Regions from separate parts of the Homo sapiens genome. Here region 1 is linked to region 2. Evidence: chromatin contacts called from ENCODE Hi-C or POLR2A ChIA-PET data. All regions are on one chromosome and are shown on one strand. Each heading gives the region's core, a stretch centred on a gene start or an enhancer-like site at or near the end of the contact. The rest is flanking DNA. Distances are from core to core; before and after follow the strand shown.

Region 1 (7,151 bases), core at 4,652-7,151, 420 kb before region 2:
TCCCGGGAGACAGAGGGAGATCCTGTCTCTTAAAAAAAAAAAAAAAAAAAAGGTGGTCCAGGTGTGGTGGCTCATGCCTATAATCCCAGCACTTTGGAAGGCCGAGGCGGGCAGATCACAAGGTCAGGAGATCGAGACCATCCTGGCTAACATGGTGAAACCTCTTCTCTACTAAAAATACAAAAAATAAGCCAGACGTGGTCACAGGTGCCTGTAATCCCAGCTACTCAGGAGGCTGAGGCGGGAGAATCGCTAGAACCCAGGAGGTGGAGGTTGCCGTGAGCCGAGATTGCGCCACTGCCCTGTAGCCTGGGCAACAGAGTGAGACTCCGTCTCAAAAAAAAAAAAAAAGAGTATGTATATTATGTAGGAAAAGATTGCCACCTCGCTAAATATTTGAAATATGCTAAGACTCATTAGAATAATTATATTACAATCATAGTGAACATTTATTGGGGTTTTATTAGATGCCACAGATTCAGACACTATGCCTGTTCTTTCACTGCCATATCCTGAGTGCAATGCAAGGCACATAGTAGGTGCTCAATAAATACCTGCTAAATCAGAGAAAAATGAGCCAGCTTGTATGCTTGTAGGGGCTTGGGGTGCAGTGAGGGAGAAGCCAGACCTGGAGCTTCATCTCACTGGGTCTCAGCACATCCTGGGAGAAGGTGGTAGGTCCTTCCCACTTTCCCCACGGTTGTGCTTACAGGCAGGGGACGGGTGAGGTGACCTTCGGGGATCCCCCGCACTGCTGGGTGTCTCATGCTGCCCCCTCTGAATCGCAGGCCATGGACTTGTTCCTGACACTGGTGTCCCAGCTCCAGGGCCTTTCTGGGGGTGAGCTGATGGAACTCTGGCAATATTCTTCCTTCAAATGCCGAGACAATGGGTAAGGTCCCTCTCCGGGTGGGGGATGGACTAGGAGCTGGCTGGGGGCATCCCTGGGTTAAAGGAGTCTTCGTGCTGTCCTGGGTTCCCAGTGAGGGATGGATGCTGATGCGTCATCCCGTCCCCTTGACACTGACTTGTCCTTCAGTCTGAGAATGTGCGCCAAGAAGGAGATTAAGTGGGGAGCCTGGAGGTTCCCACGGGGTCCAAGCTCTATCCTGCCTGAGACCAGAAGCTGAAGGGCCTGGCGGATAAAGACAGCCATTGTTCCCTTCCCCAGACAGGGACCCTCTTGCTGGAATTAGCATTCCAATGCACCTAGGGTACCCTCCTGCTGGGGGCGTGGAGAGTCTGGGCTGGGGGGTGCTGGGCAGGGCCGGCATTCCACCACCCAGACCTTGCTGATCTGGGGCTAGTAAGGCGGGTAAAGAGACTCCCAATCTCAGAGGGGAATCTCTGAGGCACTAACTCAGTCAGCTTACGGCTATGCTCAGGAGTTTGAGACCAGCCTGGGCAACATAGCAATGCCCCCATCTCTACAAAAAATTTAAAAGTTAGCTCGACTTGGTAGCGAACACTTGTGGTCCCAGCTACTTGGGAGGCTGAGTGGGAGGATCACCTGAGCCCAGGAGGTGGCGGCTACAGTGAGGTGTGATCGCACCACTGCACTGCAGCCTGGGTGACAGAGTGAGACCCTAACTCACAAAAAAAGAAAAAATAAATGTCCTGATGTTGTGCTGAGTATTCGAGGTTTAAATTAGGGACTGTTTGCTGATTGCTGGTTCCTGTTCCGCTAGGGATTTTTACCCCTTCTCGGTGACATTTGCTTGGGTGGGTTTCAGCAGAGCACTGGGTACGGACTTGTGTTTTCCCACACCAGTGTTTCTTGGGTGGGTAGAGCTGCCGGGGTCTGGGCTGGGTGCTGCTGTGCTGAGAGCACGGGCCTCAGCCAGACTGCGGGGTCCCAGACCCGGGTCAGCCCCTCCCAAGGTGTGAGGGTGGGCATGTCTGCACCGTACCTCTCTGAGCCTCAGTTTACCCCCGGGTGACTTCGGTGAGATGAGCTTTGCAGGCGCTCAGCACGTGTGGGTCGCCTTGATGATCTCAGGCAGCCACTGTTGGATGCCCTGCCTTCCTGTGGGACGGAGCACTGTGTGGGCCTCATGAAGGAACTCATCGCATCAGCCGCGGTGGAGGCAGACGAGGTGGAGGCGTGGCTCTCATCACTGGCCTTCCTCCCACAGCCCACAGATGCTATGGTCCACATGCTGCTGGTGAGTCCCTGCACCCCACCCGGGGCCCCGGTGTCCTCCCTCCGTGGCTTGGCTGCTGGTTAGATGTGGGGGAGGTGATCAGTTCTTTTGTGCCAGCCCCTCGTAGGATAAGCAGAGGAGGCCAGACCACCCATCCTCCTGGGCTTCTGTGGCGGGTTCAAGGCAACCTTTGGTATCAGAGAATTCCGGGTTCAAGGGTCAGCAATGTGCCTCCCACCTGTGTGATCCCAGGCAAGTGATTTAACCTTCCTGAGCTTCTTTTCTGATTATTATTATTATTATTATTATTATTTAGGACGGAGTCTTGCTCTGTCGCCCAAGCTGGAGTGCAGCAGTGCGATCTCAGCTCACTGCAACCTCCACCTCCTGGGTTCAAGCAATTCTTCTGCCTCAGCCTCCCAAGTAGCTGGGACTACATGAATGCACCACCCCACCTGGCTAAGTTTTGTATTTTTTTCAGTAGAGACGGGGTTTCGCCATGTTGGCCAGGCTGGTCTCGAACTCCTGACCTCAAGTGATCCACCCACCTCAGCCTCCCACAGTGCTGGGATTACAGGTGTGAGCCACCACGCCCGACTGTTTTCTGGTCTCTATAAGGAGGATGGCAGTGGTACCTCTATCCTGGTCTTATAGTGAGGAATGAAATGCTGTGTGTGAAGTGGTTCTCCTGGTGTCTGGCACTAAATCTGAGCACTTGAAATCAGAGCTATTATATTTATAAACACACATATTTAATGAGTCTGGAGATTAGGAAATCTGTGTGAGATGAGGTCAATAATTTCTACGATATGTGGAGGTCTCATTTAACCCTTGAGGTGTCTCTATGAAGTAGGTGCTCTCATCAACCCCATTTTGCAGGTGAGAAAACCGAGGCCCAAAGAGGTAGGGCAGCTTGCCCAAGGGATTGCAGCTGCTCTGCCCTTCACCTCAATTCTGACCTGAGACCTTGGGGTGTGTCCTCACTTTCCTGGGCAAGGGGGTGTCACCTGTCACTCCCCATCTTGTCCCGGCTAATAGTGAGTGCCAAGTCAGATGGCATCGGTAGGGAGCGGGAGTGAAGACACAGCTGGTGCCAGGCAGCTGGGGTCCCTGGGGGCATCAGAGACCCCTGCATTGGTAGAATGGACCCTACCAGGATCTGAGAGCCCCTGGAGCTGGTCCAGCCCTGGCTGTCCCTCCAGGTGGAATATAGGGAGCCCTTGCCTTCTGGCCCCTGACCGCAGGGTTTGAGGTGGGGCTGTTCCAGGTAGACTGTGTTGTTGGCTCTGCTCAGCAGACAAGAATCAGGCACTGACTCAGAGCCAGGCCCAGATTGGGTCCCAAGAGGCATCACCCACAGTTCACAGCCTAGCAGGTGGCACGCTGGCCACCAGGAATGCCAGAACCACCCAAGACCTGCCCTGGGCTTAGCCCATCTCCCTGGAAATGTCTGTCTCCTTCCCCTTCCCCCATTCCCCTCTGCCTCCCTTCCCCCTCTCCCCTCTCCCTCCCTTCCCCCCTCCCCTCTGCCTCCCTTCCCCCCTCCCCTCTGCCTCCCTTCCCCCCTCCCCTCTGCCTCCCTTCCCCCCTCCCCTCTGCCTCCCTTCCCCCCTCCCCTCTGCCTCCCTTCCCCCCTCCCCTCTGCCTCCCTCCCCCCTCCCCTCTGCCTCCCTTCCCCCCTCCCCTCTGCCTCCCTTCCCCCCTTCCTCTCTTTGCCCCCTTTCTCCCTTCCCCCTCCCCTCTTCCTCCCTTCCCCCCTCCCCCCCTTCCTCCTTTCACTCGTTTATTTGTACATATGTTCGATTCATGTGCAGTAACTAAGAGCACAAACCCATCTGGACTTCCTCATTTCAGATCCCAGCCCCATTCCTCACCAGCAGGACCTTGGGCAAGGTACTTTACTTTCCCAGGCCTCAATTTTCCCCGTCTGGACAATGGGACTATTTTGTAGAATGACCTTGCAGACCAGGTGAATTGTATGGTGTGTGCGGAGGGAAGTGGCTGTTGCCATTAGTCTGGGACACAGCACTGAGCCAAGCAGGTGGCATCGATCGGCTTGTGGAGCCCAGAAGCTTCCTCTACCTGCCTCACATGTGATGTTCCATGTGCAGGCCAGAGCTCATGCCTCTCTGGGCTGTATTTTCTTGTTCTGTCATCGAGTCAGCAAGGCCCTGCATGAGCCCTGGCAGGTTCTGGGAATGCACCGGGTTCGTGAAGCCTGGGGAGAGGAGGGGGGTGGGAAGTGGGGAGTGAGGGGCAAGCAGGGAGAGAGTATTTTAATGAACTTTTAATTTCGGATTAATTTTATTTATTTATTTAATTATTTAATCATTATTATTTTTTGAGACGGAGTCTCGCTCTGTTGCCCAGGCTGGAGTGCAGTGGCGCAATCTCGGCTCACTGCAACCTCCACCTCCCGGGTTCAAGTGATTCTCGTGCCTCAGCCTCCTGAGTAGCTGGGATTATGATGCACACCACCAGGCCCGGCTAATTTTTTTGTATTTTTAGTAGAAATGGGATTTCACCATGTTGGCCAGGCTTATCTCGAACTCCTGAGCTCATGTGATTTGCCTGCTTCGGCCTCCCAAAGTGCTGGGATTACAGGCATGAGTCACTGCGCCCGGCCTTCTTAATGGTGTCTTTCAATGAACAAAAGTTCTTCATGTTGGTGAAGTGTGGCTTCTTGATGCTTTGTAGCTGGTGTTTGATCTCCCCCAGGTCCCAGTGCTTCCTGGCTTGTCTTCTCCCAGTTCTGTTTTCTTAGCTTTTCAGGGAGGGTTGGTTTGAGCATGATGACTGAGCTTTAGAATCATGTTGGAAAAGTGAAATCAGCTTAATAAGGGTCACAGGTTTGAGGGTAATTTTATTTTTCCATCTTTAAAAATGAAAAAGTGAGTATTTTAAACAGACTTCTAACTGAAGTGTAAGTAAGCCTTCGTTAGAGATTTTTGCATTAAGATTGTTTTCTTCTCCTCCCATTTTTTTTTTAAATTTATTTCCCTTTCAAAATTGTTTGTTCTTCTCTTTGCGATGTGGTTTCTGGTTTTTGTGAAAACAGGGAAGGCTGGCCCTTCTGGGTTCATCCCCCGGGCAGCCATACACAGAACCAACTGGGTCATTACTGTGTGGACTGCTCAGCACCCAGGCCTCATGCTGGCCCAGTTGTCCTGGCAGGGCCACCGGAAGTGGCTCACAGATCTGGGCTCTCTGCCAGCCAAGTGGCACCAGCCTGCCCCACAGCCCTGCAGGCTGTGACCAGGCTTCTGGCTCCAGCTTTGGTCTGGGACAGGCCCGAGCCTGCCCTGTCTGTGCCCCCGCCGCCTTTCTTGGGCAAAGCAGTCAGAGGCGGGAACCTCCAGCAGGCGGCCCCTCCCATGTGCCGGAGAGCTTCTTAGTCTTTTTATAACCCCTGCCCTCCCAGCCAAGCCCGCTTGCCCTGCTCTGTATTAAGAAAACAGACAGCTTTGTTTTCTTTGCTCAAATATAGGGAAACATTGAATGTGCTTTTTCCAGGCTCCACACACCCCTGTCCTTTCACAAAGAAAATATGCAGTGAGATGCACACGCCAAGACCCACACGCATGCATCCTGAGCGCACGTGTACACACATGGGACACAACCCACACACACTGAAGCAGGCACCCATTGCACTGGGACGTGCACACGCACACTGGATCATGTGTACATGCACAGACCTGCACGTACACTGACACAGGCTCACACCAAGGCACAGGGACACACAAACACACAGGGATATGCACACACATGCTGGATCACGTGTACACACACAGACCTACACACACTGTTGCAGGCTCACACTGAGGCAGGCTTTCCCAGGACACCCACATGGGGAAATGCACGGACACACACCCACACCATAGACCTGTCAAGACACACACACACACACACACACACACACACACACACACACACACATTGAGGCATACACGCCAAGACTCACGTACCTGGAGATGCAGATATACACCCCAGTGTATGCACATGTGAAGACATGGCAGGACATGCACATACACACAGTAGGACACTCACCCAGTGGGACGTGTGGAGACAGCCACCCACACCTGGACACATGCATAGGCACACCAAGACACACTGGGCTGTGCGTGGGCACACAAGGGACACACAGTACACACACACGCACCTGGACGCATGGGCACATGCACACATCCAATGGGACACACGAGATGCCCACATGGGGACACGTGTGCACAGGCATCCACCAGGAAATACACGCATACTAGGGTACTCGAGTGCGCTGAGACACCTGCACACCCAAGTGGGAACGTACACACCCACAAGCACTAGGATTCTACAGCACACACCAATATGCACACACACAGATGCTTATGTTCACACCTTCACACAGTGTGCTCACACCCTAGCGTAGTAACACAGATCTGGTGAAGAGTCACGAATCCAGAGAAAGAACAGAGCTGGGCAGCTCGGGCGTGGTGGCTCACTCCTGTAATCCCAGCACTTTGGGAGGCTGAGGTGGGCAGATCACCTGAGGTCAGGAGTTCGAGACCAGCCTGGCCAATATGGTGAAACCCCATCTCTACTAAAAATACAAAAATTAGCCAGGCGTGGTGGCAGACATCTGTAATCCCAGCTACTCAGGAAGATGAGGCAGGAGAATCACTTGATCTCAGGAGGCAGAGGTTGCAGTGAGCTGAGATTGTGCCACTGGACTCCAGCCTGGGTGACAAGAGCAAGACTCCATCTCGAGAAAAAAAAAAAAAGGACAGAGCTAGGCAGAGATTTTATTTCTCCACAGCTGCCAAGCAGTCCCTGTTCTGGAGTGACGTGGGTCTAGCACAGAGGCCCCTGTTCACAGCCAGGGCCCCAGGGCTGGATTTTAGAGTGAGCCCAGAATTTGCATTTTGAGAAGCCGTGAGTGTTGGTATCATGCCTGGCCTGGGAGCCAGCCTCTCCTGGGTTAAGTCTCAGTTCTATCTATAGCTGTGGGCTACCTGAGGCACGTCCCTTACC
Region 2 (7,395 bases), core at 4,363-6,862:
GTGGGAAATGCCATGAACAGAGAGAGATCTGGTGGTCAGGGAAGATTTTGCTAGGAAGTAAGCTGTCTGCAGAGTTGAAGGTGTCAGGGAGTTGGCCAAACACAGGGGACCATGGTGGCAGGAATAAGCATCCCAAGCAGAGGGATGGGCCTGTATGAAGGCCCAGAGCTGAAGGGGACACACTCAGCAAGCAGGGGACTAAAAGGGGTGGTATGGGTACATCCCAGAGCCAGGCCGCGGGGCTGGAGAGAGGGCTCAGTGTGGTCCTGCTGGGGCCCATACGGCTTGGGCTTGGACTCTGCTGGTGGAGAGAAAACCAGCAATGGGGGGCTGGGACAGAGGCAGTGCTGTGTTCCCTCAGGTTCCCAACCTCCTGGACAAGGTGAAAAGCTGGTTTCCATTCCGGGTAGAACACACACAGGCAAGGGGAGACCACAGCCATCCCCTTGAGCCCTGTAAGACAGACTCTTCATGTCAGGTCCCCCTGGGCCAGCCTCCCTGCCTCCCAGCGGACAGGGGAGCGCCACAGGCAGCAGGAGGCTGGAAGTGGAGGGCTTGCCCCAGTTCAGGAGAGGACTGGGGCTTAGGGCCAGGGCCACCTGTTTATTCTGGGCTCCTTTAGCCCAAATCAGTGTTGGAGGAAACTGGCAGATATTATTACATGGGCTTAGGAAGGAAAGAAAAATGGTTGGGTGATGCTAGGATGGAGTGAGAGGAGGTGAAGCTTCGGAGGAGACCGAGGGCTCTGGAGCTGAGTGGCCCTGGGGTCACGTGCTACCTGGGCCCCTCCCACATGGGGCCTCCACACTTAAATCCTCAGTGCCTGGCACATGATGAGCTGCCTTGGCCAGGCACAGTGGCTCCCTCCAGTAATCCTAGCACTTTGGGAGGCCAGGTGGAAGGATAGCTTGAGCCCAGGAGTTTAAGACTAGCCTGGGCAAAATGGCAAAATACTGTCTCTACAAAAAATCAAAAAAATTATCCAGGCGTGGTGGTGTCCACCTATAGGCCCAGCTACTTGGCAAGCTGAGGTGGGAGGATTGCTTGAGCCCAGGAGTTTGATGCTGTAGTGAGCCACGTTTGTGCCACTGCACTCCAGCCTGGGCAACAGAGCAAGACCCTGCCTCAAACAACAACAAACAAACAAACAAACAAACAACAACAACAACAACAAAACAAACAAAACCTCAATCCCCCTACATGGTGAGCTGCTGATGAGGGGCAGCTCTTACTAAGCAAACCTCCTTGGCTGGCTGTGTGTCTGCAGGACTTCTCAGAGCCTTTGTCTGGGCTCTCCAGGGGTCAGTGTTGTTGCAGGGGCTGGGGCTGAGGGTAAACCACAGATCTATGGGAGGAAGAGCTGCAACCTTAAACTTAGATGGGGAGCTCCCACTCTCCCTAACTGGATGGAGAAGCTGTTGATGCACAGCTGGGCTCCCACAATTTCCAGTGCTGAATATAACCCCACGCCCACACACAACTAAACAAAACTAGGGTACAGATTTGCCAAATATGGAAGTTTTAAAATTTTATATTCAGGGCAGGCAGGACTTCTACCTCAAGCCAGCTGTGAGTCTTAGGCCTTAAAGGAAGAAAGCGTTCCTTTCCTTCCAGAAGAGAGAGGTGGAGGAGAGGGAGCACCAGCTTAGCTTGATCGCCAGGGCTGAGCTGGCCCAGGATGCAGCAGGGCCTCCATAAACGGCTGCTGAACGAATGCACAGCCGCTCCGGCTGCCTTTACACACCACTCATTCCCAATTCACCAGTAAACCCACTGGGATAGAAGCCTCATCAAGTCTTACCTGTAGCCCCAAATTTTAACCCAAAAGAGTTCCTGTCTTTGGTGTCACCCAGCATCAAGATTTGGGGTGGGCTGGCTCCTGTTTTCAAGAGAAACACTTTCCTCACAGCAGGAAGAGAATTGAAAGACCGGACCCTAGGTCTTCTGGCAAGGAACAGCCTCAATGGGGAAGTGGCAGCCACCTGGGAGCCCTAGGGCCCTGGCCCTGCAGGGGTGAGAAACTGTCCACGAGCAGATCTGCACTTGTACAGAGCACGCCGTCGCGATTTCCCACGTGTACAGGTGTACATACACACATGCACACACTCACGTGTGCACACAGTTTCTAAGGTTATTTTGGGTTTGTTTTTTAACAAGAGCCATCAAAATCAAGGGAGACATGCACGAACCTTCACAGAACTTCAATTCTCATACATATACTTGAGGCCTGAATCAGAATGTTTTCCCATCACAGTCGACAATATTCTTCTTTTTTTTAGACGGATTCTCACTCTGTCGCCCAGGCTGGAGTGCAGTAGTGCCATCTTGGCTCACTGCAACCTCTGCCTCCCAAGCTCAAGCGATCCTCCCACCTCAACCTCCCAAGTAGCTGGGACTACAGGTGCATGCCACCACACCTGGCTACTTTTGTTCTCATTTATTGAAAAAACAAAAAGGCACATTTATTTCATTTCATTTAAAAACCAACCACTTTAGTCAAGAACTAGCGTTCTGCAGCGGACCATTTAATGACTGGAACTCTCTAATCCTTTCCTGGAGAAAGGCCTCTTTCAAAAGCCAACTTGGGCTTTTGGTTAAAATTCCTCCTGGCTCAAATTGGCTGGAGAGAACCCCTATGCTCTCCTGGCTTGGAACTGCTGTCCTGTAAGAAATGATAGGGCCCTATGGCTTGAGGAATCCAGGGAGTGGGTACCTTGTGACTAGGTGGGGAGGGGAGTGGAAGGGTCAGATGGCCATGGAGGAGGATTTTTGAGCCTTTTAGTGCAAAAAGGAAAGGAGAGCTTGGGGAGACGTGAGCCAGGGCTACCTGGAGGAGCCCTACCTGGAGGCGCCACAGCAACAAGGACATGGGTGAATGGAGAAGACGGGCAAGAAGGGCAGGATGTGGCTGGGTGCCCAGGACAGAGGAGGCAACCTGGGAACATCAGCGGGCTCAGACCAGGGGCACCCTAGAGATGGGAGTAGAGTGGAGAGGGGGCTGAGGGAAGAATTTTAACTTGTACCAACAAAGTGGGGCTCTTTTGTCCAGACAAAAGGACAAAAGGTTGCTGTTTCTGAGACCCAGGGGCCCACTGGGCATGCCTCCACCCTGCACCGGGGCTGCAAGGTCAGAGGGATCTGCCAAGGACAGGGCAGGAGGTGGGGCCCAGGCCATACAACTGAAGAGCATTTGAGGGGTAGCTGTCTCCTGCCTGCCTGTTCATCTGCTTAGTTCTCCAGGCTTCCTCAATTGCAGCGTGTCCCGCAGAGCCTCTGCCTACCCTTCCAGCCCCATCTGCTGCCAGTTTCTGCATCCCACCTGGGGTGGGCTGTAATAGCCCCCAAAGATGCCCACGACCTAATCCCTGGAACCTGTGAACATGCTACCTTACAAAAGGGATTTCATGGGTGTGACTGAATCAAAGAGCCTGAGCTGGGGGAGCTTATCTTGGATTACCTGGACAGGCCCAATCTAATCAGAAGGGGTTCTAAAAGTGAAAGAGTGAGGCAGACGAGGAGGTGAGAGTGATGCAGTGTGAGAAGGACTCATCCTGCCACTGCTGGCTTTGAGAATGGAGGGAGGGGCCATAAGCCAAAGCACAGGCGACCTTTAGAATCCAGAAAAGGCAAGAAAACAGATTCTCCCCAGAGATTTCGGGAAGGACCAACACCTAGACTTTAGCCCAGTGAGACCCGTGGCAGACTTCTAACCTCCAGAGCTGTAAGAGAATAACTGGGTGTTGTAGAAATGTGTAGCAGCAGCCATATGAAACGAATGGACCGCCCAATGTTCCAGACACGGGCTACTGACCTGGTAGCCAAACATACCTGTGTGTCTTCACTGCAGATGCCCCCTCTGCCTGGAAGGCCCTTCCCCAGGTTGTCTGCTGCTTCACACTGGCTCAGAACAACCCTTGGCTCAAAGGCTCGGACGCCCAGAAGCAATTCTTGTCCCTGTTTACCCACCCACCCCCAGCAAGGGCCCAACTACTCTGTATTCTTCTTGATCCTGCAGTTTCCAGCAGAGCACCTGCACCCACCTGCTGAAGTGCATCACTGTGCTAGATGCCTGAAGGGAGGAGGGCTCTGTCCTGTCCTTGTGTTTCTGGTGGCTAGCACAGTGCCTACCATTCAGCAAATGATGGATGGACGCGCACGGGAGTGGGTGAGGAAACACTCAGAGTCCCTGTCTACAGTCAAGTGTGCAATCTGCAGTCTGGATCTTGTGTTTCTGGTGGGAAACAGATGGGATCTATTATGGTTACTGTGCTATGATAGGAACAAGATGCCATGATAGGAAGGGAAGCCGCTGAAGCCAGGGGCCCTGGGAGACCTCAGGAAGTGGCAACAGGGGCTGCATCAATCTAGTCTGGAACCTTCTGCTAGACACTGCTTGGGACTCACATTTCCCAGAGTCTGCCAGCATGGCTCATCAGACTGGAGGCAGCAAAGGGAAGGGGGCCCAGCAGGGAACAGTGAAAGCTGTAGATGTTCATCAGTTTTGCTGCTCTGAAGAATGCAAACCATAGCTGGGAGAGAGTCGAGTTTTATGAGAAACCAGTTAAAGGCTAAAGGTTAACCGGAGTCATTTAAATGACATGCATATTTCCTGGCTTTGCACAGCTCTGGAAAACCCCAACTGCATTTAGAAAAATGCAAAGTGTATTATAAAATTCAAAGGCCAGGGTATAGGTAGTAAAAAAAAGATAAATGCAAAAAGATAATGTGGATGTGCCAAGTTGAAAAACCAGGAAGTTGCATGCGGCTTTTCTACATGAGAATTTGGAAGGAAAAGGAAAGAAAGTCTATCTCACCTTGAACCTTGTATAAAAAATGGTGGCATCCCAGTCAGTCCAAAGGCTGGAGGGAAGATGGGATGAGAACTTTTGGCTCTTAATTATTAGCAAATGACTAAAAAGTTGTGAGGACTGGGGGAGGCCAGCTCAGCCCCAACAACTTCTGAGCCTCCATGGTCTGGCTGGCTGACTCTGGCCTGGACAGTCTCTACTCCTAAGGCATTTTTATGACTGCCTGAAACAAAACAGGCCATTTCCAAGACTGGCACTGGTTCAGAACAACCACAAGAGATAGGGATGGCTGGAGTTTCAGTGCTGCAGGGAGTTTCAAGTTCTGCAAGGGAATCTCCTGCCTAGCCCATGCAAGTGATTATACACAAGGCCAAGCACAGAATGGGTTCAGCTACCTTCTGAGCACACATGTAGCTGTGTGTGGGGCTGCAGGGCTGCAGGGCTGGGGAGCATCCAGGAGGCCCAACCTATTACGCAGGCCCTTCCTCTCAAGACAGGTGCCCAAGGCTCGAGAGGGCAAGTGATTTGTCTTCAAGTCAGGTAGAGGCACACTGTATGCAAGCTTAACTTCCACAAACTCAACTACACGGATGCAGGAAAGTGGAGAGGAGAGGGAGAGAAGCGTAAACAGCTTAAATACCACAGGCCTCTCGGGCTGCCAGACCCATGAGGGAACCTTAGGGGCAGATGGGAATCTGCCTCCCTCATGGGCTTGGCTCTTCCTGCCTATCCCTTGAGCGCCCCTCAAAGTGCCCAGCATGATTCTCCCTGGTAAAGAAACCAGGATTTCATCTGACATGGCCAACCTCTTCCTCTAAAACCTGCTCAACGACGGGGTCTACTGCAGCCCTGCAGTTCAGACTGGCTGTGCCGGACCCACTCCTCATTGAGAAATGTCATTCACCCATGAGGGATCTGTGAGGGTGACTGGGACGGCAGGTGGTTTCCACCTGAGAAACTGACTTTGGAACTTAGAGAGATGTGACTGCTGTACCATGCTACCAAAGCCAGCCTTCCTGATGGCCTCTGGCTGATTAGCAGGTGGGCAAGGAGAGTTCCTAGAGGGAACTAGAATTCATGGAAAGCAGCAAAGCAGACACTGAGTGCTGAGTTCCAGAACATTCCTCACTCTGTCTAATCCCATGGTTCTCAACACTGGCTATGCAATGGAATCCTTTAGGGAGCATTTGAAAATATAGATGTCAGGGCCCCACCCCGGAGCCAGTGACTCAGAACCTTCTGGAGTGAGGTCTGGGTACAGATTGTTTTCAAAGTCCTGCTGGGCCAGAAACCACAGGGCCTTCGCACCACCCACCCTCACGCTTGGTCACAGCTCTGTCCTGGCCTGGCCTAGGAGCAAATCAGATGCCCCTAGAGCGGTTCCCCTGTGGCAAACACATTTTCACTTCTATTTTCAGGCAGGTCAAAGTAAAAATGAAAATTTATGCTTTTACATGTCCCAAGCTCAGTATTCTGTACATTTCTCTAAACACACACACACACACACACACACACACACACACACACACACACACGTTTTTTTTTGTAGAGATGGAGTTTCACCATGTTGGCCAGGCTAGTCATAACTCCTAGCCTCAAGTGATCCGCCTGCCTCAGCCTCCCAAAGTGCTGGGATTACCGGCATGAGCCACCGCGCCTAGCCATATTCTGTACATTTCTTAAAAGTTTAGAAGTATGAACAACATTTGACATTCATTTGAAAAATCTGTCCAGGCCGCCTGCAGCACCACGCATTGTGCTGGTCACCAGCAATACAGAGACCCCTCACACCCTCCACCAGAGTTCTTAAGTCTTAAATCAGGATTTTGCTCTTTTTGTTTTTGACAGGGTCTCACGTTGTCCCCTAGGCTGAAGTGCAGTGGCTCGATCACAGCTCACTACAGCCTCAATCTCCCCAGGTTTCAAGTGATCCTCCCGCCTCAACCTCCCAAGTAGCTGAAACTACAGGCACACGCCACTACGCCTGGCTAATGTTTTTTCTTTTCTTTCTTTTTTTTTTTTTTTTTTGAGACAGAGTCTCACTCTGTCACCCAGGCTGGAGTGCAGTGGCACAATCTTGGCTCACTGTAACCTCCACCTCCCTGGTTCAAGCAATTCCCCTGCCTCAGTCTCCGGTGTAACTGGGATTACAGGCGCATGCCACCACATCCGGCTAATTTTTTTGTATTTTTAGGAGAGACAGGGTTTCACCATGTCAATCAGATTGGTCTCCAACTCCTGACTTCAGGCAATCCGCTCGCCTCAGCCTCCCAAAGTGCTGGGATTACAGGAATGAGCCACCACGCCCGACCTTTTTAGTAGAGAAAAGGTCTCTCCATGTTGCCTCGGCTGGTCTTGAACTCCTAGGCTCAAGTGATCCTCCCGCCTCAGCCTCCCAAAGTCCTGGGATTACAGGCCTAAGCCACTGTGCCCGGCCCTGCTCTTTGTTTTTAAATAGATTCTAATGATCAGTCCTTGTGATTTCAGGTGCTTCCTAAGCCTCAACTTTAACGGGGATTTAGGATTCAAGGTCACAATACTTTTCAGCGTTTCTGCCTAATCTGAATAGAACCCATCTCCCTCCTAC

What was found. Hi-C counts contacts between places; a loop is a spot of excess contacts on that map. ChIA-PET counts read pairs that join two places held with the same protein, here RNA polymerase II (POLR2A). Pooled maps may share reads with other maps.
Region 1: a pooled map shows a loop between it and region 2 (1.9-fold over the local background). The contact joins two enhancer-like sites. A Hi-C loop is called at or near these places in 2 of 50 pooled maps. POLR2A ChIA-PET finds 5 or more read pairs at or near these places in 3 of 52 experiments (BJ, CD8-positive, alpha-beta memory T cell and WTC11).

Annotation. Positions count from the first base shown.
Region 1 is chr16:11,495,818-11,502,968 of GRCh38, reverse strand. It overlaps LOC400499 (putative uncharacterized protein LOC400499), which reads left to right. Exons shown (of 67, transcript NM_001370704.1): 9 at 789-892; 10 at 2,000-2,165. Among named protein-coding and RNA genes, the nearest start is that of LITAF, 88 kb to the left of the region's middle. RefSeq lists enhancers at 597-1,528, 4,262-4,810, 5,302-5,596, 5,574-5,623. Within about 2 kb of position 5,901, at least 33 of the 41 ENCODE cell types and tissues checked have a DNase peak (open chromatin) inside an H3K27ac peak, as active enhancers do.
Region 2 is chr16:11,076,913-11,084,307 of GRCh38, reverse strand. All of the region lies in intron 19 of CLEC16A (C-type lectin domain containing 16A), which reads right to left. Among named protein-coding and RNA genes, the nearest start is that of CLEC16A, 140 kb to the right of the region's middle. Within about 2 kb of position 5,612, at least 20 of the 41 ENCODE cell types and tissues checked have a DNase peak (open chromatin) inside an H3K27ac peak, as active enhancers do.